Regions from separate parts of the Homo sapiens genome. Here region 2 is linked to region 1. A link is a loop called in an ENCODE intact Hi-C map of the cell type or tissue named here. Cell type or tissue: heart right ventricle. All regions are shown on one strand. Each heading gives the region's core, and the rest is flanking DNA. Links, peaks and the distances in the headings are about the cores only. Region 1 overlaps ACTMAP (actin maturation protease). Region 2 overlaps NUMBL (NUMB like endocytic adaptor protein).

Region 1 (7,312 bases), core at 122-5,121:
GGAGGGGTCAGGTATTCATGAAGCTAGTAATCACACACACTCACTAGAAGTTTGTATAAGTGGACAGGAAAGTTTGTGGTCAGCACCATAATGTTCAGGGAGCCAGGAGACAGCCTGGCTGAGATACTGACTACCTAGCTTGAATCCTGACCTTGCCATGTGCTAGTCATGTGACCTCAGGCCAGTGATTCCACTTCTCCAGGCCTCAGTCTTGCCATCTGTCAAATCGGGTCCATCTAGCACCCCCCTTACAGGGTTGCCAGATCTGCTAACACAGGTAGAGGGGCTGGCACAGGTAACTGCTCCCAGATGGGCTTTAAAACTGTGAAGACATGAGGTGGGGGAGGGGTGTCTTGACTGGGGCTGCAGGACTCTTCCCTGAGGTAGTGATACCTGAGCCCCAATGGAAAAGTTAAGGAGTGATCCGCAGCAGAGGGCTGGGGGTGGGACTCAATGATCCGGGGATTTGAACAACACTTCAGGGATCTAAAAGGCCAGTATGACTAGTAGGTGGCAAGCATGAGGAAGACCTTGGGCTAAGGAGGGGTGAGCTGAGGCTGACGCAGTTCAGTGTCCCTGTCCTGTGAGAAGCAGAGGGCCCAGGCAGGAGGTTCCTCAAATGTCTAGTGAGATGACAGAGGCGGCCCCTAGTGAGAAACAGACGATGCGACATTCAGATGGAATAGGCAGGCCGCAGGGTCCGGGCTGTTGTCAATCTCTCCCTAGAGGGACCAGCTGGTGCTCAATACTGCAGGGGGTGGCCCTGATGAAGGAGGACTGGAGACCCCTGAGACCTAGCTTCAATCTTGTCGCCATCACACAGTGGGAGAAGTGTAGGCACACTTCAAATGGTTACCGAGCTAGGCTGCAGCCTGAGACCGCAGCCGCAGCTAATGGCTGCAGTCCTGTGGTGTGAGGAGCAGGGCCTGGCCACAGAGGCCAGCCCGTACCCCACCCACGGGCACCACGTACACCCGGCCGTCAGTGGCCCGTGAGGGCGAGAAGTCCGTCAGCTGCAGGTTGCTCTCCCGGACCTGGTCGTAGTCCCACAGCTGATAGTGCCAACTCTTGCCCTGCTTGGACAGCAGGTAGACAGCTCCCGGGGAGCCCTCCTCTGGCAGGGATGGTGGTTGGCAGGGCGTGCCCAGCACTGGGTGGAACAGGCCCGGCAGCTCAGGGTCCTCAGTGTAGCCGAGACTGGGCACAGCCCGAACACCCAGCAGGACCCCTGGGGGAGAGGAGAAGGTGGTGAGTGGCAGTGACTGAGCCAGGACCAGGTGCTGGGGCTCACTAAGTTCCGCCCTCTCCCGGCCCTCCAGGGTGGGTGCAGCTGCCATTCCTAGGTTACGGTGACGTTAGTGGTGGCCAGTGGGTTGGGATTTGGACCCACCGTGGCACCCGGCTCCAAAGCTGTAGGTGTTTTAAGTCTTGCCTCATCTGGCCTGAGCACAGGGGAGGTGGGGAGGCAGCATGAGATGAAGCAAATGCCGTCACCCGGTCATCCTCAGCTCTTTAGGGAAGAGGCTCCAAGAGGAGCTGTCAAGACCACAAAGCCATGAAGAAGCTGAGCGGAGCCTCCCCCGGACCTCCTGACGCGGACCAACCTGGCCTTCTTTCTTTCAGGCAGGGGGAATGATGAAAACGGTGCTGGTAATACTTACAGAGACATGTCACACGCCAAGCCCTGTTCTATTTTTTTTTTTTTTTTGAGATGGAGTCTTGCTCTGTCACCCAGGTTGGAGTGCAGTGGCACGATCTCAGCTCACTGCAACCTCCGCCTCCCAGGTCCAAGCAATTTTCCTGCTTCAGCCTCCCAAGTAGCTAGGATTTCAGGCATACACCACCACGCCTGGCTAATTTTTGTATTTTTAGTAGAGACAGGGTATCACCATGTTGGCCAGGCTGGTCTCAAACTCCTGACCTCAAGCGATCCACCCACCTTGGCCTCCCGAAGTGCTGGGATTACAGGCGTGAGCCACCGCGCCTGGCCAAGCCTTGTTCTAAGAGTGCTGAGTGCTCTGCCTACAAGGCAGCCTTATGAGGTGGGTACTGTTACCCCCAATTTCCAGATGGGGAAAGGAGCTGTCCAGAGAGGTGATGATACCTGCCCAGAGTCACAGAGCCTAGAAGAGGCTGTGCCAGGCCTGGAGCCCAGACGGTCTGATCCTGAAATCTGTGCTCTGAGCTTCTGTTTGTAGAAGCTCCAACTGGCAGACACCTGGGGCCCAGCCTGCCCGGTGCTAATGCTAAGTGCCCAGCCTGGCTGGGGAGGCACCAGCACAAGGGGTGAGAATGTCAGGAGGATTAATGGAGGCCGGGGAGACCCAGGTTGAGGGGTGCAGACAAAGGAGGGGGAACCCACCTGCACTCACCGCCCAGTGTGCCTTGTGGCCCTTCCTCTGACACGGCTCATGGTTGAAGTCCTCGTCGTAGCTGGTGCTGGCATTAAGGTAAAAACGATGGTGTGGCCCTGGGACCCACCCTTTGCCACCCCTGCCCTCCTCTCTCCCAGGCCCTGGGATACGGGATGAGCAGGGGATGTCCAGTGACCAGGTGCTGCAGGACGAGGTCTCTGTTGGGACCGCCCAGGCCACCAGAGAGCAGCTTGGCCTGGCAGCCCAGCACCTCCTGGGCCAGCCTGCCCATATCGGCCACTGCAGGGTGAGAGCACACAGAGGGGGCTTGCTGCATGTGCCCAGCACCGTGCTGAGGGCTCACAGTGGGCGATGCTTCCAACCCTCACCATGACCTTCCACCCCTTGGTACAAATGCAGAAAATGAGGCACAAAGAGCGTGAGTGGCTTGTCCATGGCCCCAGCGAAGAGGTGGCAGAGCTGGGTTTGCAACCTAGGCAGCCAGCTCAAGTCCATCTTGTAACCTCTCTGCTCTACTGGGCAGTGGGAAGGGCCCAAAGAATGGAATGAGACACCCTGACACACGGCTGCCAGCATCCCACCCAGCCTCTCTGGTCCCAGCCTCATGAAGAGATGATGGAGCATGCAGTCACCCAGCTCACCTGAGAACATCTCTCCCTGGGCCGTGTAGCCTCTTTCCGTGGCCACCCGTATGAGTCTCTCCAGGGGGACGCCACTGGGGGGCGACAGGAGAGTACCTGCCATCCACAAGGCCACCAGCCCGCATCTGGGGACAGAGAGGCCCAGCCTGTCAATCCTATGTCACAGCCCCCTTACCTGGAAGCTGGAGTTGGGGAACAGGTTTGCTGCCCTGGAGGAGTCCCCCTCCCCTCTCCCAGGCCAGCGAGGGAGACCTGACTCCCCTTCAGGGGAGAGCCCAGGGCTGGAGGGCTGGGGGTGGAAGGCGGGGGAGAGGTCACCTGAGCTTCCTGGGAGGAGGAACCAAGGTGGAGTTAGAGAGATGGACCAGGCTCATTCGTTCATTCCTCGCATGTCCCAACTATGTTTACTATGCAGGCACTCAGAAGCCTGAGTGGAAAGTTCCCCCTTTCCTTCCCTCCTCCTCCCAGCAGGGACAATCCACTCCTCTTCTCCAGATCAGTCCTTAAGAAGCCCAGCAAGGGCAGAGTAAAGGCAGCAGATGGGCTGGGGTTCCCGCATCAGGGCACATACTGAGGGCCTTCTTGGATGAGGGACGGCAGGTCTGCACAGAAGAGGATCCACCGCAGGTCACCTCGGAACCTGAAGCAGAGCCGTGCTCAGTCACCAGGGAGCCAGCTCTGAAGCACCCCCTACCCTGAGGTCTGGCTGGGAGTGGTCGTATCCAGGGATGATGAAGGGAATATGGGCCTGGCTGTCCTAAGGCTGAAGGCGGCTCCTGGTTCAGTCACTGACTTCCCCTCCCCAAGCTTCAGTTTCCTCATCTGGTTTGTGGGAATGGTCCTTCTGCCTGCCTGCTCCCTGCTCGCTCTCTCAGTTATTGAAGGGTGAGGAGCAAAGGGTGGCACTTTGCAACCAGGTTTATCTGAGGAAATTTCTCAAAGTGGTATCTCTATCTCCAACTCTTTTTCTTGCTCTGTTGCCCAGGATGGAATGCAATGATGCAATCAAAGCTCACTGCAGCCTCGACCTCCCAGGGTCAAGTTATTCCTCCTGCCTCGGCTTCCTGAGTAGCTGGGAGTATAGGCATGCACCACCATGTCCAGCTAGTTCTTTTTATTTTATTTTATTTTGAGACAGAGTTTTGCTCGTTTTGCCCATACTGGAGTGCAACAGCGCGATCTCAGCTCACTGCAACCCCTACCTCCCGGGTTCAAGTGGGTCTCCTGCCTCAGCCTCCCGAGTAGCTGGGATTACAGGCATGCGCCACCACGCCCAGCTAATTTTGTATTTTTAGTAGAAACGGGGTTTCACCATGTTGGCCAGGCTGGTCTCGAATTCCTGACCTCAGGTTATCCACCCACCTTGGCCTCCCAAAGTGCTGGGGATTATAGGCGTGAGCCACCGTGCCCGACTCTTTTTATTTTTAGTAGAGATGAGATCATGCTATATGTTGCCCAGGCTCCAAACTCTGTGATTTGTTTTTCGCTTCAAGTCTGTTTCCTGGGCTGTTCAACAATGAAAATCCCTTAACTGAACTTTGAATAAAACCAGGTAACAACATGCTTAAGGCCTAAAACATCACCTTGATAGTGAATCTTTGTACCCTGGGGGAGGCCACTCAGATAGTCTGGCCCTGAGGGATTCATTCCTTTTTGTTTGTTTGTTTGTTTGTTTTTTGGGACAGAGTTTCCCTCTTGTTGCTCCGGCTGGAGTGCAATGGTGCGATCTTGGCTCACCACAACCTCCGCCTCCTGGGTTCAAGCGATTCTCCTGCCTCAGCCTCCTGAGTAGCTGGGATTATAGGCATGCGCCACCATGCCTGGCTAAGTTTTTGTTTTTGTTTTTGTTTTTTTTTGAGACAGCTGGAGTGCAGTGGCCCGATCTTGGCTCACTGCAAGCTCTGCCTCCCGGGTTCACGCCATTCTCCTGCCTCAGCCTCCCGAATAGCTGGGACTGCAGGCTCCCGCCACCACACCTGGCTAATTTTTTGTATTTTTAGTAGCAACAGGGTTTCACCCTGTTAGCCAGGATGGTCTCGATCTCCTGACTTCGTGATTTGCCCGCCTCAGCCTACCAAAGTGCTGGGATCACAGGCGTGAGCCACTGCACCCGGCCCTTTTTTGTATTTTTAGTAGATACGGGGTTTCTCCATGTTGGTCAGGCTGGTCTCGAACTGCTGACCTCAGGTGATCCACCCGCCTCAGCCTCTGAAAAGTGCTAGGATTACAGGCGTGAGCCACCATGCCCGGCCTCCTTTTTTTTGTTGAGATGCAGTCTTGCTCTGTCGCCCGGGCTGGAGTACAGTGGTGCGATCTTGGCTCACTGCCACCTCCACCTCCTGGGTTCAAGCAATTCTCCTGCTTCAGCCTCCCGAGTAGCTAGAATTACAGGTGTGTGCCACCATTTCCGGCTAATTTTTATATTTTTGGTAGAGACAGGGTTTTGCCATGTTGGCCAGGCTAGTCTCAAACTCCTGGCCTCAGGTGATCTGCCTGCCTTGGCCTCCCAAAGTGCTGGGATTATAGGCATGAGCCACCGTGCCCGGCCCATGCTTATTATTCCTATTCCAAGGCTGGTAAGAAGGCAAGGTTCGGTTTGGGTGTTGGGGGGGTGCGGACTCAGAGCTCCTGGTTCCTAGTTTAGGGTACCCTCCTGATGAAAGATGATACCACATAAGTATGATTAAAAGCATGGAGGCCGGGTGCAGCAGCTCACGCCTGTAATCCCAGCACTTTGGGAGGCTGAAGCAGGTGGATCACCTGAGGTCAGGAGTTCGAGACCAGCCTGGCCAACAAGACGACAGCCCGTCTCTACTAAAAATACAAAAAATTAGCCAGGCGTGGTGGTGGGCACCTGTAATCCCAGCTACTCAGGAGGCCGAGGCAGAAGAATCGCTTGAACCCGGGAGGCAGAGGTTGCAGTGAGCTGAGATCATGCCACTGCACTCCAGTCTGGGCAATAAGAGCGAAACTCCATCTCTAAATAAATAAATAAATAAATAAGCATGGAGCCAGGCTGGGTGCGGTGGCTAACGCCTGTAATTCCAGCACTTTGGGTGGTCGAGACAAGAAGATCGCTTGGGCCCAAGAATTCAAGACCCAGCCTGGGCAACACAGCAAGACTCTATATCTACAAAAAAATATATATGTACAAAAAACTAGCCGGGCATGGTGGCGCACATCTGTGGTCCCAGCTATTTTGGAGGCTGAGATGGGAGGATCACTTGAGCCTGGGAGGTTGGGGCTGCAGTGAGCTGTGATCCAGCTACTGCATTCCATCCTGGGCAACAGAGCAAGACCCTGTCCCAAAAACAAACAAACAAACAAACAGCTTGGAGCCCTGCCGCCAGAGTTCAAATTGGACTCTTCCTCTTTCTGCACTATAGCTAAGGGGCATTATAGCTAAGGGGCTTCACTTCTATGAGCCTCAGTTTTCTCACCAGGAAAATGAGACAATAAAAGTTTCTACCTCATGGGGTTGTTGAGAGGATTCAGTAAATTAATATTTAAACACAACAGCGCCTGACATAGGGTAAGGCATTCAGTAAAAGGTGGCTGTAATTTGCATTAAATTTGCCTCATCTCAGTGGGGGCATTTAGGGAAGGTTATAAATGTGTCCGGAGGCCAGGCCCAGTGGCTCACGCCTGTAATCCCACCACTTTGGGAGGCTGAGGCAGGTGGATCACCTGAGGTTGGGAGTTCGAGACCAGCCTGGCCAACATGACAAACCCTGTCTCTACTAAAATTACAAAAATTAGCTGGGCGTGGTGGTGGGCGCCAGTTCACTCCAGCCTGGATGAAAGAGGGAAACTCCATTAAAAAAAAAAAGTGTCTGGAAAGCTTGGAGTTTCAATGTGAGTCCTGGCAAGTCGCTTCTCCCTCTTTTCTTCAGCCAGGCAATCACTAAACCTCAGCCTCAGGGCCCCAGCCTAGGTCTGGCACTCTCCTTTCCCCTCCCACCTGGGTCCCTGGATGTCCCAGTTTCCTCAAGGCTCCTAAGTACCACTTCCACAGGCAGCCTCCTTTTCTGCACAGAGCCTCTCCAGGGCTCCCCCGTGCCCTCAGGAAAGTCTCAGTCCCTTTGCACGACCCGCTCTGTCCTGCGTGGGCTGGCTCTGCCGCTTTCACAGCCCCATGTTTGCCACTTCCCCCGGCAAGTTAAGGACATATTTGCAGTTCCTTGAATAGAACATGTCCTCATTTCACTCCAGGCCCCTGCGCAAGCTGTATACTCTCATCACACAGCATTTGCACGACTTGCTCAACAGCACTCAGGGTTCCCCTTCTCCAAGAAG
Region 2 (16,816 bases), core at 693-5,692, 72 kb before region 1:
GTTTTAGGAGTTAAGATTCTAAGATTGCATGGATCTTTCTCCACATGTATAATAGTATCCTAACATAGTAAGGTTTGACAGTTTAGGGTTGGGCTTTCTAAGATTCTCGAGTTCTACATTTACAGTGTTTGAGATTCTAAGGTGCACCTGTGGTTCTAGGATAAGCCCATGGCTCTAAGATGATACATGGTTCTCAAGGATTCCATGGTTCTGAAACGATCTCTGGGCTCTAAGGTGATCCCAAGATTCTAGCATGAGCACATGCCTCTGAGGTGACCCCGTGGCTCTACAATGATCCCGTATCTCTAAGATAATTCATGGTTCTAAAGTGATCACTTGATTCTCAGGTAATCCCACGGCTCTAAGATGATCCTTGGTTCTAGGATGATCCTCTGGTTCTAAGATGATCTGTGTTTCTAAGGTGATCCTATGGCTCTAAGATGATCCATAGTTCTAGGATGATCCCATGGTTCTAAGGGGATCCCGTGGCTCTAAAATGATCAAGGGCTCTGAGATGATCCATGGCTCTAAGGTGATCACATGATTCTCAGATAATTCCATGGCTCTAAGATGATCCATGGTTCTAGGATAATCCCCTGGCTCTAAGATGATCCCTGGGTCTAAGGTGATCACATGATTCTTAGGTAATCCCATGGCTCTAAGATGAACCACGGATCTAGGATGATCCCCTGGCTCTAAGATGATCCATGGCTCTAAGATGATCACACGATTCTCAGATAATCCCATGGTTCTAGGCTGATCCCCTGGCTCTAAGATGATCCCTGCTTTTAAGGTGATTGCATGATTCTCAGGTAATCCCGTGGCTCTAAGATGATCCATGGATCTAGGATGATCCCCTGGCTCTAAGATGATCCATGGTTCTAAAGTAATCGCATGATTCTCAGGTAATCCCATGGCTCTAAGATGATCCATGGTTGTAGGATGATCCCCTGGCTCTGAGGTGATCCATGGTTCTAAGCCTGTAGGATCCCAAGACCCCTGGAGTGTCTGGGTAGCCCTGGATAGAGGAGGGGATACAGGAGGGACATGCAGGGTGTCTGCCCAGCAGAAAGCCTGGCTTTACCTGTTGTGGCAGGTGGTGGCCCTGGTGCTGGCGCTCCAGCACTGGCAAAAGATGAACTGATCTGTGTGCACAGAGCGTTGATGCTGTCACTGTCGCCGGCACCAGGAGGCTCCATCTCAGGCACTGGGAAGCAGGGCAGGACAGAGGTCAGCAAACAGGCCCAGACCCTGCCGCAGCCCCGCCCTCTACCCCCCGCCCTCGGTGGCCCTCTCTTCTGACCTGGATCCTTTCCCACTGTAGTAACTAAGTGGCCATGACCGCCAAATAACTGTGCATATGTGTGTGTCACATCTGAGCGGCAGAACGACTGAGTTAGTGTGTGACATTTGACGGCTGACAGTAACAGGGACCCCAAACCAAGGACCTCAAGATTTGTGTGTGGCCACAAACCAGAAGAGTTGTCTAAAACACTTAGCAACATATATTAGTTTAAAAATATGCCCAACCACGTGCATGGCAAGGACATGGGCCCAGTCTGAATGGGCTGTGGCATGGCCGCTCACTGGCTGGGGATCATTTGTCCAGCTTTGGGCAGAGAAGTGGGGTCCTGTCCACCCCACCCAGGCTGATCTATGGCAAACATCATGAGAGCAGAGATACACCTGTGCCAGCAAGGCAGGAGACACTGAGCAGGCATGGCGGCCCCGTGAGGGCTTGTGATGAGCAAAGGTACCATCCAAATAAACAATTAAGGACTCCCATGTGTGGTGTGTGACACATGTCTGTGATGTTTTAGCCAATGGCTGTCTCCAAGGGACCATGTAGATGCTCCAGTGAACATCAGAACTGGCCGTAGGAGTCTGCAGGTGTGCTGCGGGGGCGCCCGGGTGGGACAGCCAATGTCGACAATGATTGTGCATGTTCGTCCAAACAGGAATGCAGCTTCTGAGAGTGTGACTGGGGTCCGGGTGTGTGGCGTCCTGATGCGTGACTCCCAGGTGTGAGTGCATCTGCCGTGTGATGTATGAGTGTGTTTGCAGGTGTGCATGGATCTGCACATGTGGCTTTGGAGTTTGCATAAATCTGGGTGTGTGGTCTGTGAAGGTGTGTAAATCTGAGTGTGTTTCTTTTTTAAAAATATTTATTTATTTATTTTTGACACAGGGTCTCGCTCTGTTGCCCAGGCTGGAGTGTAGTGGCACAATCTTAGTTCACTGCAACCTCCGCCTCCCAGGCTCAAGCAATCTTCCTGAGTAGCTGGGACTACAGGTGCATGCCACTGCACCTGGTTAACAATAAAGGTTAATTTTTAAAATTTTTTTGTGGAGATGAGATCTTGCTGTGGTGCCCAGGCTGGTCTCAAACTCCTGAGCTCAAGTGATCCTCCTGCCTCAGCCTCCCAAAGTGCTGGGATTACAGGTGTGAGCCACCACGTCTGGCCATGTGTGACTTCTGACTCTGTGATTTTGGAGTGTGTGTGACTTGAGAGTATACCTGACTGTGAGTTTGTGACTTCTGAGCATGTGTGACATGTGTGTGGGGGGGTGCAATGTCTATGTGAGTATGTGAAATTTCTGTGTGGCAAGTCACATCCAAATAAGCGTGCAGCTGGCCACAGGAGTGTGAGGCTTCCAAATAAAGCCTGGAGCTCCTGCCACCTCTCAGGAGCACGTGTGACAGCCTGGGGAGTGTGCCTGATGTCAGGCTGCGTTAAGGACAGCAAATGTGAGGGTGTGTGATGGCCCAGGAATGCTGCAGGCATGGAGGGAGCGTGCGTCACTCTCAACAAGGGTTGGCATCTGCTCACCGGTTACCTTTTGGAGCAGCCCAGCCTCCTGGATACAGCTCAACACCCTCCCACATCAATCCCCGAGGACATAACGGGTAGGCGATGCAGATTTGGCATCCAGGAGCAAGAGAGTGGGCCAGACCACATGGGTTCACTGGCTGCTGGTGGGGAAGACAGCCCTTCTGCCTGCCTCCCTCAGGCAAAAACTCAGTAGCGTGCCACCTCTATCTTCCTTCCCTATGGCAGAGATTGCTCTTAATTTTTTTTTTTTTGAGACAGGTTCTCACTCTGTTGCCCAGGCTGGAGTGAAGTGGCGCAATCTTAGCTCACTGCAGCTGGGCTGAAGCAATTCTCCTTCCTCAGCCTCCTGAGTAGCTGAGACTACAGGCATGCGCCACCACACCAGGCTAGTTTTTGTATTTTTTTGTAGAGACAGGGTTTAGCCAAGTGATCTGCCTCAAGGGATCCTTGAGCCCCTCTTGGGCTCAAGTGATCTGCCTGCCTTGGCCTCCCAAAGTGCTGAGACCACAGGCATGAGCCACTGCACTTGGCTAGACATCACTTTTAGATCATGATGTACACCACCTGTCTCCTTTCCCTGGCCCATGGCAGACATTAGTAATCAAACACAATGCTTTTTTCCCCCACGGAGCTCTTTGCTCACCTTACCCGTCACCTGTCCAGACCTCATGGCTCCCCTGGCCAAGTGCTAGAAGAAACAGATCCTTGTAACTCCATCTTCCCTCCAAGTAAAACAGGACCTTTATATCTCCTCTCTCTTACCACCAGCCATGGCAGACAATGCCAATCAATTATGATGTGCTGCTCCTTTTCGTGATGGGTACTGCCTCTGCTCAACTCTGTGCCTACAACAAATGTTCCTGATCCATCACTATGCCCCTGACCCCTGGGATCTCTGAGCTCACTGGTGCCCTGCATGTCATGTTTCTACTGACCAAATTCTGGGAGTCTCCCCTTTGGGTAAAAACATAACACTCTTGCTACTCTTTCTTCTCCCTTGCCCATGACACACACTGCATGGAGATCATGACTGCTAACCGATCATGATGTGTGCCATCTTTCTCGTTTCCCTTAACCACAGCAGACATTGCTAATTGATCATGACTTGTGATGCCTTTTTTGCCATCCCTTGATGCTCCCTGCCCTAGGCAGACATTTCTAATCCATCACAATCCTCCTTTCCTCAGAGCCTGAGGAATACCTGTATCCTTCACCTAGCCAGATCTCATAGGTGAATGCTTGGAGGGAGGGAGCATTAACCTGTAGTGCTTCAGTCTACTCCTGAGCAAAAACAGGCCAATGGTGTTGCTTCTCTTCTTTCCCTGGCCCATGGCAAACTTCCTTATCCATGCCCGACTTCTTTGTCCATAGCCGACTTTGCTAACTAATCATGATGTGTGTCATCTTTCTCCTTTTCCTTAACCACACCAGACATTGCTAACTGATCATAACTTGTGATGCCTTTCTACTATCCCTTACTCAGAGCAGACACGGCTTATCAATCCTGATTTGTGCTATCTCTTTCCTCTCCCTTGCCCACTGCTAATCGATCATGACATGTTCCCACTCTCTCTCCTTTGCCCATGGCAGACAGTGCAAATCAATCACAGTGTGAACCATCTCGCCTCCATCCCTTGCCCACATCAGATAGTGCCAATTGATTCCAACGCCGTTTCCCACTGGGCCCAGGGCTCACCTGTGCCCTTCACCTGGAAGTCAGTGCGGCGCTGCAGCGTGGATGGCAGCTCATTCAGCCGTAGGCTCAGCTGCCGTTTGAAAGGCGAGTTCTTCTGGCTGAGTGCTGGGAACCCACGGAAGGAGCCCTGGCGAACCAGCTGCTCCAGGGGTGCATGGCGCCGGGGGATGGCGGCCGCAGTGGTGCCTGCAGCCACAGGGGTGCCTGCCTCACCCTTCTCACCAGGGGATGTGGTGGCTGGTGTCGGGGACACGTGCCCAGGCTGGGCAGGGCCAGGAGCCACAGTGGGGGCAGCTGCTGCCTCTGCTGGAGACATGGGGGAGATGGATGGTTAGATATCTCACCATGGCATGCAAGGCCTCTCCCACCTGGTTCTCTTGATCATTCTCCAAGGCTGCCTTCCTTGCCCAGTGAGTCCTGCCCTTAAGACAAGCTAGTCAAAGCCCTGAGATATCCCTCACCCCCACCCAAGTCATGATCCCCTTCCCCAGGAGGCTCTTGGAAAACCGTCCCCCAGGCTCACCCTCTGTGTCTCTCCAGCTTCCTGCCCCTTTCTGTCTTGCCCTGCTGCTCTCACCATTCTTCCCTCTAAGACCCTCTATCTCCCTTTTTGATCACTTAACAAACACTGATTTGGTGCTGGAACAACGTATCAGGCATTGTTCCAGATGCTTTTCAAGTATTCACTCATTCAATCCACACGACTACCCATGGGGTTGATATGATTCTCATTTTACAGATGTGGAAACTGAGACCCAGCAAAGGCCCAGTGTGATGTGCCCAAGTCCTACTGCTAGGAAGGGGCAGGCTGACTCTGGACCCCATGCTCCAAATGACTGCCCGCCCTGTCTCCCTCTGACCTGTCTCTCCATATCATGTTGTCTTTCTCTGTCACTGTCTGTTCCCCTCTGTCTCCCACCTCCCAGCCTTCTTCCCACCTCAAGTAGCTCCTCCCTTCCTCCAGTCATTCTAGACATGGCTTGGATGCTTCATCCTCTGAGAAGCTTTCCAGATTGTTCCAGGCTCTCAGCCTGGCTCCCTCCACTCTGAGACTGTTCTCTGTACTCTGGGAGGAAACCTGACCTCCCCACTCAGCAGGAGAGGCAGGCTCTTCAAGGGCAGGGCTGCCCTCACCCCTGCCAAACCACAAACACACATCTACCCTCCTACCAGGGCCTCCCCGAGCTGCAGCCTGAATGCCATGGAGATTAAACTCAGGCCCAGAGAGACCCTCCCATAAGGATGTCGCCCAGTGCTGCTTCTCCCATCGTGACACAATGGGGCACCCATGCAGGCCTGGCCCAAGGCAGTGGAAACAGCCCAGGACAGGTTGGAACCAGGAAACCTCCTCTGCCTCCACTCACTGTGTGACCTCAGGAAGTCCCCTCCCCTCTCTGGGCTCCAGTTTGCCAACTAGAAACCTGGGATAAACATCTCAGTGCTACCTCCCAAGCCTCTGAGAGGGTCAGTTTAGGTAGTGAATGTTAAATGTTTTGGAATCCAACAAAAGCATGCCTGGACACAGTGGTTCACGCCTGTAATCCCAGCACTTTGAGAGGCCAAGGTGGGGGGATCAGTTGAAGCCAGGAGTTCAAGACCAGCCTTGCCAACATGGTGAAACACCATCTCTACTAAAAATACAAAAAAAGATTAGCTGGGTGTGGTGGCACACGCCTGGGATTCCAGCTACTCTGGAGGCTGAGGCAGGAGAATCGCTTGAACCCGGGAGGCAGAGGTTGCAGTGAGCCGAGATCGCACCATTGCACTCCAGCCTGGGCAACAGAGCAAGACTCTGTCTCAAAAAAAAAAAAAAAAAAAAAAAAAAAACTTAGCTGGACGTGGTGGCGGGCACCTGTAATCCCAGCTACTCAGGAGGCTGAGGCACATAAATGTCTTGAAACCAGGAGGCAGAGGTTGCAGTGAGCTGAGATGGCACTACTGCATTCCAGCCTGGGTGACGGAGAGAGACTCTGTCTCAAAAAAAAGATGTTCTTTTTTTTCCCCTTACAATCCAGGATCTAATTCAGGATCACATCTCGCATCTATTAATACCTGTTAAACCTCATTAGTCTCCCTTAATCAGGATCAGTTCCCAATGGTAAATTCTTTGTAAATTCTAAGTAGTGTTTTCCCAAAGAACTTAAATTCACAGTAAAATAAATAAATAAATTAATTAATTAATAAATAAATTAATTATATGGTGACTCAGGACATACATACAATTATATTTTAAACACACACACACACACACACACACACACACACACACACAGAGTTTTAGAACTTACAAAGTATTTAACCATTTACCTAGAAAGTTAGTTTTACCAAGTATGTTTCAAACTTTCTTGATGGCAATCCAGAGTTAAGAGATATCTTTTATATGGTAGCCTCTTACACACGCGTGCACACACACACACACTCTCTCTCTCAAATAAAAGTATCATTAAATTATATTTAACCCTTATGCCATTCAATATACTCTGATATTTTCTATGATTCTCTATTTCATTGTTTTTAAATTAATTTTTTTTTTTTTGAGACAGGGTCTCACTCTGTCTGTCACCCAGGTTGGAGTGTGGTGGTGCAATCGCAGCTCTCTGCAGCCTCTACCTCCTGGGCCCAGGTGATCCTCCTGCCTCAGCCTCCTGAGGAGCTGGGACCACAGGTTGCACCACCACGCCTGGCTAATTTTTTAATGATTTGTAGAGACAGGGTTTCCCTATGTTGCCCAGGTTGATTTCATTTTTTTAAATGTCAGCCACATGGGCTGGGCCCAGTTGTCCACACCTATAATACCAGTGCTTTGGGAGGCTGAGGTGGGAGGATCGTTTGAGGCCAGGAGTTTGAGACCAGCCTGGGAAACACAGCAAGATCCCAGTTCTACAAAATATAAAAATAAAATTAGCCAGATGCTGTGGCTTGTGCCTATATTCCCAGCTACATGGAGGCTGAGGCAGGAGGATTACTTGAGCCCAGCAGTTTGAGGCTGCAGGGAGCTGTGATCGCACCACTGCACTCCAGCCTGGGCAACAGAATTAGACCTCAACTCAGACAACAAAACAAAACAAAAAATGCCAGCCACAGTACAGCAAATTGGCTTCCCAGGTCTTAATACACAGGTTGAAAAGCCCTGAGAAGGCCAGGCGCGGTGGCTCACCTGAGGTCAGGAGTTGAGGCCAACATGGTGAAACCCCATCTCTACTAAAAATACAAAAATTAGCCATGCCTGTAATCCTAACTACTCGGGAGGCTGAGGCAGAATTGCTTGAACCCGGGAGGTGGAGGTTGCAGTGAGCCTAGATCACACCATTGCACTCCAGCCTGGTTGACAGAGCGAGACTCCGTCTCAAAAAAAAAAAAAAACAAACAAAAAAAGAAAAGCCTCGAAAAGCCCCGAATTGGTGGATAGTAAACCACTTGGTGCGCCCTTAGAATATTGCCCAGAGAACTCTTTCCATGGAAGTTGCTTTATTTATTTATTTATTTTTTGAGACAGAGTCTCACTCTATTGCCCAGGCTGGAGTGCAGTGGCGTGATCTCGGCTCACTGCAACCTCTGCCTCCAGGGTTCCAGCGATCCTCCTGCCTCAGCCTCCCAAGTAGTTGGGATTACAGGCGTAGGCCACCATGCCCAGTTAATTTTTGTATTTTAGTAGAGACGAGGTTTTACCATGTCGCGCAGGCTGGTCTCAAACTTCTGACCTCAAGCGATCCGCCCATCTCGGCCTCTCAAAGTGCTGGGATTACAGGTGTGAACCATGGCGCTTGGCCTGAAGCATCCCCTACTTTGTAAACTGTTGAGTCTCTGCACCTCTGCAGCTCCCTGCCCCCTGATACTGGGTACCCTGTGCCCACTCTGTGCTCTGCTGGCGCTTGGGGCAACACCCACCTTTCTTCTTGTCCGGGGCCTCTCGCTCAGCAGGCCGCCCACCCCCAGACAGGCGGAAGGAGCCCTCGCGGGCGAAGCTGGTGCGGCTGGCATCGAAGGCGGCCGTGACCCCACATTCCTTCTCCCGTCGCTGTTTTCGCTCCAGGCAGGCGGCAAAAGCACAGCCCACAGCGTGGCTCAGCCTCTCGCCCTATGGGGAGAGGATGGGCGGGGGGGTTAGAGGCGCTGGGCAGTGCGGACAGGGGCCAGGGGCACTGGGTTATAGCCGCTAGGTACTGGGTTGCCCCGGATGAGTCTCTGCACTTCTCTGGGCCTCAGTGCTCATCTGCACCACAAGGAAGGGCTGGAAATGACAGCTCCAAGTGAGAGAAGCCAGAAACCAATGAGCCTGTTGTGTGGCTCCACTTACTGGAAATTCCAGAAGAGGCAAAACTAATCTATGGTTCTATGGTGAAAAAAAGTCAGAACAGGCCAGGAGTGGTGGCTCTCGCCTGTAATCCTAGCACTTTGGGAGGCTGAGGCGGGAGGTTCCCTTGAGCCCAGGAGGTCAAGGCTGCAAGCAGCTATGATGGGGCAACTGCACTCCAGCTTGGGTGACAGAGTGAGATTCTGTCTAAAAAAAAGTCAGAATAGTGGTAGTTTCCTATGGGGTGGGGAATGACTGGAAAGTGTATGAGGGGATGACCGGGTGGTGGCAATGTTCTAGATATTGATAGGGGTTTCGTTACATGGGTGTATGCAGTTGTCGAAATTCGTTGACTGTACACCAAAGGCTTGTGCATTGCTATAGACTAAACGTGTGTGTCTCTCTCAGTTCTAACGCTGAAGCCCTCATCCACAATGTGCTGGTATTTGGAGGTGGGCCTTTGAGAGACAATAAAAGTTATGTTAGATCATGAGGTGGGGTCCTCATGATGGAATTAATGCCCTTATTTATTTATTTTTTTTCTGGGACAGGGTCTTACTCTGATGCTATGCTGGAGTGCAGCGGCATGACCTCAGCTCACTGCAACCTCCACCTCCCGGCTTCAAGCGATTCTCCTGCCTCAGCCTCTCAAGTAGCTGGGATTATAGGCATGCGCCACCACACCTGGTTAATTTGTGTATTTTTAGTAGAGATGGGATTTCATGATGTTGGTGAGGCTGGACTCGAACTCCTGACCTCGAGTGATCTGCCCACCTGGGCCTCCCAAAGTGTTGGGGTTACAGGCGTGAGCCACCATGCCCGGCCGGGATTAATGCCCTTAAAAAGGAAAAAGAGACAAGAGATCTCCCCTCCACCTTGAGAGGTGAAGATACAGAAAGCAGGCATCCATCTGCAAACCAGGAAAAGAGCCCTCACCAAGAAATGAGCCATTTGACACCCTGACCTCAGGTATCCAGCCTCTAGAACTGCGGCAAACAAATGTTTGTCATTTAAGCCACACAGTCTACACTATCTGGTTATAGCAGCCTGAACTAAGACAATCATATCTTTCGCTTTGAAGAAAAAAAAAATCTGGAAACAAATACGAATTCTACTTAATGGTGTGCATGCTGAAGTAGTCCAATGCCTACAAATTTGACATACAAAAAGAATCAGACGGTGTGACTGCAGTCGCTCACACCTGTAATCCCAGGAGGCCGAGGCAGGCAAATCACTTGAGGCCAGGAGTTCGAGACCAGCCTGGCCAACATGGTGAAACCCCATCTCTACTAAAAATACAAAAATCTGCCAGGTGTGGTGGCGTGCACCTGTAATCCCAGCTACTAGGGAGGCTGTGGCAGGAGAATCACTTGAAGGTTGGAGGCGGAGGTTTCAGTGAGCCAAGATCGTGCCACTGTACTCCAGCCTGGGGCAACAGAGCGAGACTCCGTCTCAAAAAAAGGAATGAACCACTGATACAAGCAGCTCACGCCTGTAATCCGAGCACTTTGGGAGGCCAAGGTGACTGGATCGCTTGAGTCCAGGAGTTCGAGACCAGCCTGGGCAACATGGCGAAATCCCATCTCTACAAAAAATTAGCCAGGCATGGTGGCGTGTGCCTGTAGTCCTAGCTACTCAGGAAGCTGAGGTGGGAGAATCGCTTGAACCCAGGTTGCAGTGAGGCGAGATTGCACCACTGCACACCAGCCTTGATGACAGAGAGAGACGCTGTGTCATTAAATAAATTAATTAAAAACATTGCCGGGCAGGGTGGCTCACACCTATAATCCCAGCACTTTGGGAGGCAGAGGCAGGCGGATCACCTGAGGTCGGGAGTTCAAGACCAACCTGACCTGCATGGAGAAACCCCATCTCTACTAAAAATATAAAATTAGCCAGCTGTGATGGTGCATGTCTGTAATCCCAGCTACTTGGGAGACTGAGACAGGAGAATTGCTTGAACCCGGGAGGCAGAGGTTGCAGTGAGCTGAGATTGCTCCATTGCACTCCAGCCTGGGTAACAAGAGCGAAACTCTGTTTCAAAAACAAACAAAAACACAACATTACACTAAGTAAAGAAGCCAGACACATATTATATGATTCCATTAAATGAAATATCCAGAATAGGTAAATCCACAGAGAGACAAAGCAGATTAGTGGTTGCCAGGGGGCTGGGGTAGTGGGGAGACGGGGTGAATTGATGAATGGAGATGGGGTCTCCTTTAGCGGTGATGAAAATGTTTCAGGACTGCTAAAGTCAATGGTTAAACAACACTGAAAATGTATTAAATGCCATTGAATTGTACACTTTTAAATGATTAATTTTATGTGAATTTCACCTCAAGAAAAAAAAAAAGTTGAACTTGGGGAATTCTACTGCTTAATGGTTAAAACTTCCTTCAGAAGTAGGAAGGAATTCATCCAACATCACATTCTTTACCCACAGGAGATGGTCCTGCTCTTTTCTGGCTTTCATTCTCATCCCCAAATAGTTTTTTTTTTTTGTTTTCTTGAGACAGAGTCTCGCTCTGTCACCCAGGCTGGAGTGCAGTGGTGCAGTCTTGGCTCACTGCAACCTCCGTCTCCAGGGTTCATGTGATTCTCCCCACATGTGATTCTCCTACCTCAGCCTCTGGAGTAGCTGGGATCACAGGCGCCTGCCACCATGCCTGTCTACTTTTTTTGTATTTTTAGTAGAGATGGGGTTTTACCAGGTTGGCCAGGCTGGTCTCAAATTCCTGACCTCAGGTGATCTGCCTGCCTTGGCCTCCCAAAGTGTTGGGATTACAGGCGTGAGCCACCACGCCTGGCCAATACTCTTTTTTTTTTGAGATGGAGTCTCACTCTGTCTCCCAGGCTGGAGTGCAGTGGTGCAATTTTGGCTCACTGCAACCTCCACCTCCCGGGCTCAAGTGATTCTCCTGCCTCAGCCTCCCAAGTAGCTGGGACTACAGGTGTGCACCACCACACCTAGCTAATTTTTTGTATTTCAGTAGAGATGGGGTTTTACCATGTTGTCCAGGGTGGTCTTGAACTCCTGAGCTCAGGCAATCCCCCCGCCCCAGCATCCCAAAGTGCTGGGATTACAGGTGTGAGCCACTGCACCCGGCCCTCACGTGAATACTCTAAATTGGGAACCGTGAGTATACTTTCTTCTCCAGATGAGGAAACTGGGCACACAGAGGTTAGTGATGTGCCTGAATGCAGGAAGCTTGTAGGGGTGGGGCTGGGATGCCAGGGCATGGGAGGGAAGAGTTGGCCAGCTGTGGCAATACTCACGGAGTCCTTCAGTGCCAGAAAACAGTGGCAGATCCAGCGGCGGGTAGTCCCGTCACGACAGATATAGGAGAAAGCCTTGTCCAGGTTGCGGTCAGGAGCACAAAAGGAGACCTTTTCGATGGTCTGGTCGACCAGAAGATCCTAGGAGGGGCCGGGGAGGCCAGGAGAAGAGTGTGAACTCTCTTTCAAGTGTTCACTCAACATTCTCTCTGTGTCTGCTGAAATCCAGTCCTGAACAGGGTGGGGACCCAGCAGTCACTGAGACACCCTGTGCCTTGCCTGCAGAGGGCTCCCAGGTCAGCGGGAAGATCAGACCCATCACGAGATGGGCAGCCCAGAGTCATAGCCAGGATGTGATGAAGGAGGCCCAGGCAGAGGGGTCAGGGCCAGGACCATGGAGGCACAGGCAGAGGGGTCAGGGCCAGCATGGCAGAAGCCAGCTTGGGGTCAGTCAGGCAAGGCTTCCTGGAGCAGGTACTAACTAAGAAAAAAAGTCAAGGAACAGTATTTTGGGCTGAGGGAACTGCCTTGCAAAGGTGGTGATCTTGTTCTGTTATTAACCCAACTCTCAGCATGTCCTGGGCACCTCCTAGGGCAGTCTCTGGGCTGGGGGCAGCAGATTCAAGGTGAGCAAACAGATACCTAGATTGTGGCCTCATAGTGCTTCCTTCTGACTGGGCAGGGTGACAATAAACACTTAATGGCTAACATTCATTGATCTGAGCAGTTACGATGTACTAGACCCCATTTAAATATATATATATATTTTTTTCCCAGAAGGAGTCTTGCTCTGTCACCCAGGCTAGAGTGCAGTGGCATGATCTTGGCTTACTGAAACCTCTGCCTCCTGGGTTCAAGTGATTCTCCTACCTAAGCCTCCCAAGTAGCTGGGATTACAGGCACGCACCACCACGTCTGGCTAATTTTTGTATTTTTAGTAGAGGTGGGGTTTCACCATCTTGGCCAGGCTAGTCTCGAACTCGTGACCTCAGGTGATCCAACTGCCCTGGCCTCCCAAAGTGCTGGGATTACAGGCGTGAGCCACCGTGCCCAGCCCACATTTAAATTTTTTTAAAAATTATTTTGTATAGATGGAGCCTTGCTATGTTTCACAGGCTGATCTTGAACTCCTGGCTTCAAGGGGCCCTCCCAGCCAGGCACCATTTCAAATAACTTGCATATGCTTTCTCACTTAATGGTAGGGTCTATTATAATCCCTGTTTTTCTGCGATGGAGTTTAGCTCTTGTTGCCCAGGCTGGAGTGCAATGGCATGATCTCCGCTCACCGCAACCTCCAAGTCTCGGGTTCAAGAGATTCTCCTGCCTCAGCCTCCCAAGTAGCTAGGATTACAGGTACACACCACCATGTCCAGCTAATTTTTGTATTTTTAGTGAGATGAGGTTTCACCATATTGCCAGGCTGGTCTCGAACTCCTGACCTCAGGTAATCTACCCTCCTTGGCCTCCCAAAGTACTGGGATTACAGGCGTGAGCCACCACTCCCGGCCTATAATCTGCATTTTTCAGATGACACAACTGAGACTCAGAGAGGTTAAATCTCATGCCCAGGGTCCCTAAGCTGGGATCGGAGCTGAGGCAGCTGCTCCAGTCTCTCTCACCCACAGCCTATGCCAGTTCCCAAATAATCACAGCATTTATTCCTGAGTTATGACGACAGAGGGAGCACACGGCATCGTCTAGAAGGTCCCTGAGGGAGGGATGTGCAGAGGAGGCGGGAAGGTGTCCTCCGCCCTGATTCCAGCAGGGTGAGCAGACAGGCCCCCTGGCGTCCACCCCCACAGGCCTCCTACCTTGGTTTTGTCGTCCACCACTCGGAGCCCATCGGCTGACACCCACAGGACAGACTTCACGGACTTTCGGCCCATCTGGAGGGAGGCAAGGGGACAAAGGAGCCGGGTCAGGGTGCCTCTCCCTGTCTGACCTTGCCCCCTCCCTCATGGCAGCCCCCTCACTCACCGCCTTCAGCTTCTTCACCGCATCTTCACACACGTGCATTCCCCGGGACTCCTCTACCTCCACGTGACCCAGGTACTTGGGTTGGAGGGAATGGGGGGGGGGACATGAAACAGCACAGTAATCACTCATTCTCAGTGTCCACTGAGCATCTGCCATGCAGTAGACAATATTTTAAGCACATGATGTGTATGCAATCATTTATTCTGCATCTCAACTCTACAAGGTGGAGACCCCATTCCTGGTCTAGACATGCAGATGGGGAAACTGAAGCACAGCACGTAGTAGTGATTCCAGTCTAGCTATACCCCTGGGCCCTAACCCGGCACCGTGGTCCTCCCGAGAGCTAGTATTTGCATCTCTGTGCGTGAGGACTGGCCACAGGCCATGCAAAGCTGCTTTGCCTACCCTAAAGCAGCTAGAAAGAGCCTGGGCCAGTCCCCACAATGACTGAAGGGAGTTAGGGTACCTGAGCCCCAGCTCCCTCATCTGCAGGTGGGATGACTGTTGCCTCGAGTTTCCCAGGGGAAAGCTCAGTTGCACACTGCTGCAGTTTTAATAACACACCCTTTACTGGCTGCCTTACTTTCCTCACTCCCAACACCATTTCCTGCACCTCCCAAATGAAGCCGTCACATTCAAAGTCTGCTTCCAGGGAAGGGAACGTAAGGTGGTGGAGGGGCTGTGACCATGGTCAGTCATCACCCAGCCAGGAAGGGGCTGAGCTCCACAGTCCACGCCGTGAATCCTGCTCTCCCCCTCACAGGAATGTAAAAGCGTAGGGTATGGCTAAACCAGAACGTCCTTATCGGTAGAGCGCTTTGCAAATGCTACACCACATGACGGCTTCCAGGTAATAGTTTGCTGGTACAAAAAAATGTGTTCTGGTTTTTTGTTTGTTTTCAAGATTGGGTATCACTCTGTTGCCTAGGCTGGAGTGCAATGGCACAATTAAGGCTCACTGCAGCCTCGACCTTCCTGGACTCGAGTGAGCCTCCCACCTCAGCCTTGTGAGTAGCTGGGACTACAGGTGCGTGCCACTGTGCCTATTTTTTGTAGAGACAGGGTCTCCCTGTGTTTGCCCAGGCTGGTCTTGAACTCCTTGACTCAAGCAATCCTCCCACCACAGCCTCCCAGTGTGCTGGAATTACAGGTGTTAGCCACCACTACGCTTCAAGTTTTTTTTTTTTTTTTTTTGAAACAGAGTCTGCTCTGTCGCCCAGGCTGGAGTGCAATGGCGCTATCTCGGCTCACTGCAATCTCCGCCTCCCGGGTTCAAGCGATTCTCCTGTCTCAGCCTCCCCAGTAGCTGGGACTACAGGCGCCCGCCACCACGCGAGGCTAATTTGTTGTATTTCTAGTAGAGCCGGGGTTTCACCGTGATAGCCAGGACTGCCGGCCTCACGCTTTTTAACACCAACTTCAAACGACTTGGGCTGGTGTCCCAGCCAGGCCGCGCACCCGCACAGCACAGCACAGCGGCCCCCGTCCCCCTCGCCCCGCCGCACCCTGCCGCGCCCACTCACCCTGACCGGGAAGCTGCACGTGCCCTTCCGCACCGCGTCCTCGTCTGCCTGCCACTGGTGCGGGCGCGACGCCTCGGGCACGTAGGCTGGCTTCCTCCGCCGCAGGCTCTGCCGTAACTTGTTCATGGTGCCCGCCCCGTCTGGTGACACAGGACAGTGATGTGGGTCAAGGGTGGGGGTCAGAAGGTATGGAGCTCAACGGGGAGGGACCAGTGCTCAGGGAGCATGGGGTCAGATAACAAGATAACTGGAAGCGGGGTTACAGGGTCAGTTGGCAGCGCACATGGGATCAGCAGCTCAAGTCAGGGGACAGTGAGGAAAGGAGCCAACAGAAGCCAGGGGAGTGCGAAAGTTGGGCACTGGGGATTCAGAACCATGGGGCTAAGGGGCTGGAGGTCTGGGGTGGGGGGTATGGGGCACAGGCTTCAGGGCATTGGAGGGCTTCTTGTCCATGTGGTGGATGCTTCCTCATTCCCAGGGCCGTGAGGACACAAAGGGTGGGAAATCAGACGTAGGAGGGCATGGGGGCTAGAGGGCATAGAAGTCAGGGGCCGCACGGTCAGGGGTTTTAGGGGTATGAGAGTCAGGCAGTGGGGTGATCAGAGGGCAGCAGAGGAGTTGGGAATTGCATGGGTCAGGGGTGCAGGAGTCAGGTGCATGGGGTATGGGGGATGGTGGCTTGTCTCTGGAACTCTGAGACACAGCCATTCTGTGACAACTGTGTCTAGTCCCCAGGCAAGGCTTCTGGGGCCTTGCACTGATGACTGTCAGAGGCAGGGCTGTGGGTGTGTGGAGTGGGTGTGGAGGTGGCCAGCCACTAGGACAGTCTTCACTGATCAGCCATCCTGACAGTCCCAGGACTGGGAGCACCAACAGCAGAGGGGGATGTGTGTGTGTGTGTGTGTGTAAGCAAGTGTGCAATGGTATGTTCTGGAACGCTGTCTATGAGGGGCTCTATATCTGAGCAGGCAAGTAATGTCTGTGAGTGTGTTTCTGAAGGCTGTCTGGAAGAACGCATGTCTGAGAATGGTGTAGGATAGTGTGCATCTGTGAATGCTGTCCGTGAGGGATGCATCCAAAAGTGTGGTTGTTGTCTGTGAGTCTGAGGCCCTGAAGGTTGTTGCTGAAGGGCATCGATGTCTGAGAGTGGTTGTGAGTGTGTGTCTGCTGTCTATATCCGAGAGTGCCGTTGTTGTCTATGAGAACTTGTGGC

What was found. Hi-C counts contacts between places; a loop is a spot of excess contacts. Peaks named below come from ENCODE experiments on the same cell type or tissue, not always from the same donor. Only the 100,000 strongest peaks of a DNase experiment are listed, where the experiment ranks them.
Region 2: it touches region 1 in a loop (2.3-fold over the local background); 22 of 110 quality-filtered maps call a loop at or near these places.

Annotation. Positions count from the first base shown.
Region 1 is chr19:40,741,543-40,748,854 of GRCh38, forward strand. ACTMAP (actin maturation protease) reads right to left here. Exons shown (of 6, transcript NM_198476.5): 2 at 3,588-3,656; 3 at 3,017-3,141; 4 at 2,525-2,654; 5 at 2,363-2,433; 6 at 1-1,228. The coding sequence ends at 891. Among named protein-coding and RNA genes, the nearest start is that of ACTMAP, 5.3 kb to the right of the region's middle. RefSeq lists enhancers at 2,500-3,466, 3,467-4,432. In heart right ventricle, for the core only: a CTCF peak has its summit at 3,082 (motif pointing right); no DNase peak of the experiment used is centred there; H3K27ac peaks cover 2,567 bases.
Region 2 is chr19:40,668,814-40,685,629 of GRCh38, forward strand. It overlaps NUMBL (NUMB like endocytic adaptor protein), which reads right to left. Exons shown (of 10, transcript NM_004756.5): 3 at 15,604-15,743; 4 at 14,081-14,155; 5 at 13,915-13,989; 6 at 12,104-12,244; 7 at 8,419-8,608; 8 at 4,531-4,836; 9 at 1,085-1,207. Among named protein-coding and RNA genes, the nearest start is that of NUMBL, 13 kb to the right of the region's middle. In heart right ventricle, for the core only: no CTCF peak of the experiment used is centred there; a DNase peak (open chromatin) is centred at 2,790; H3K27ac peaks cover 1,233 bases.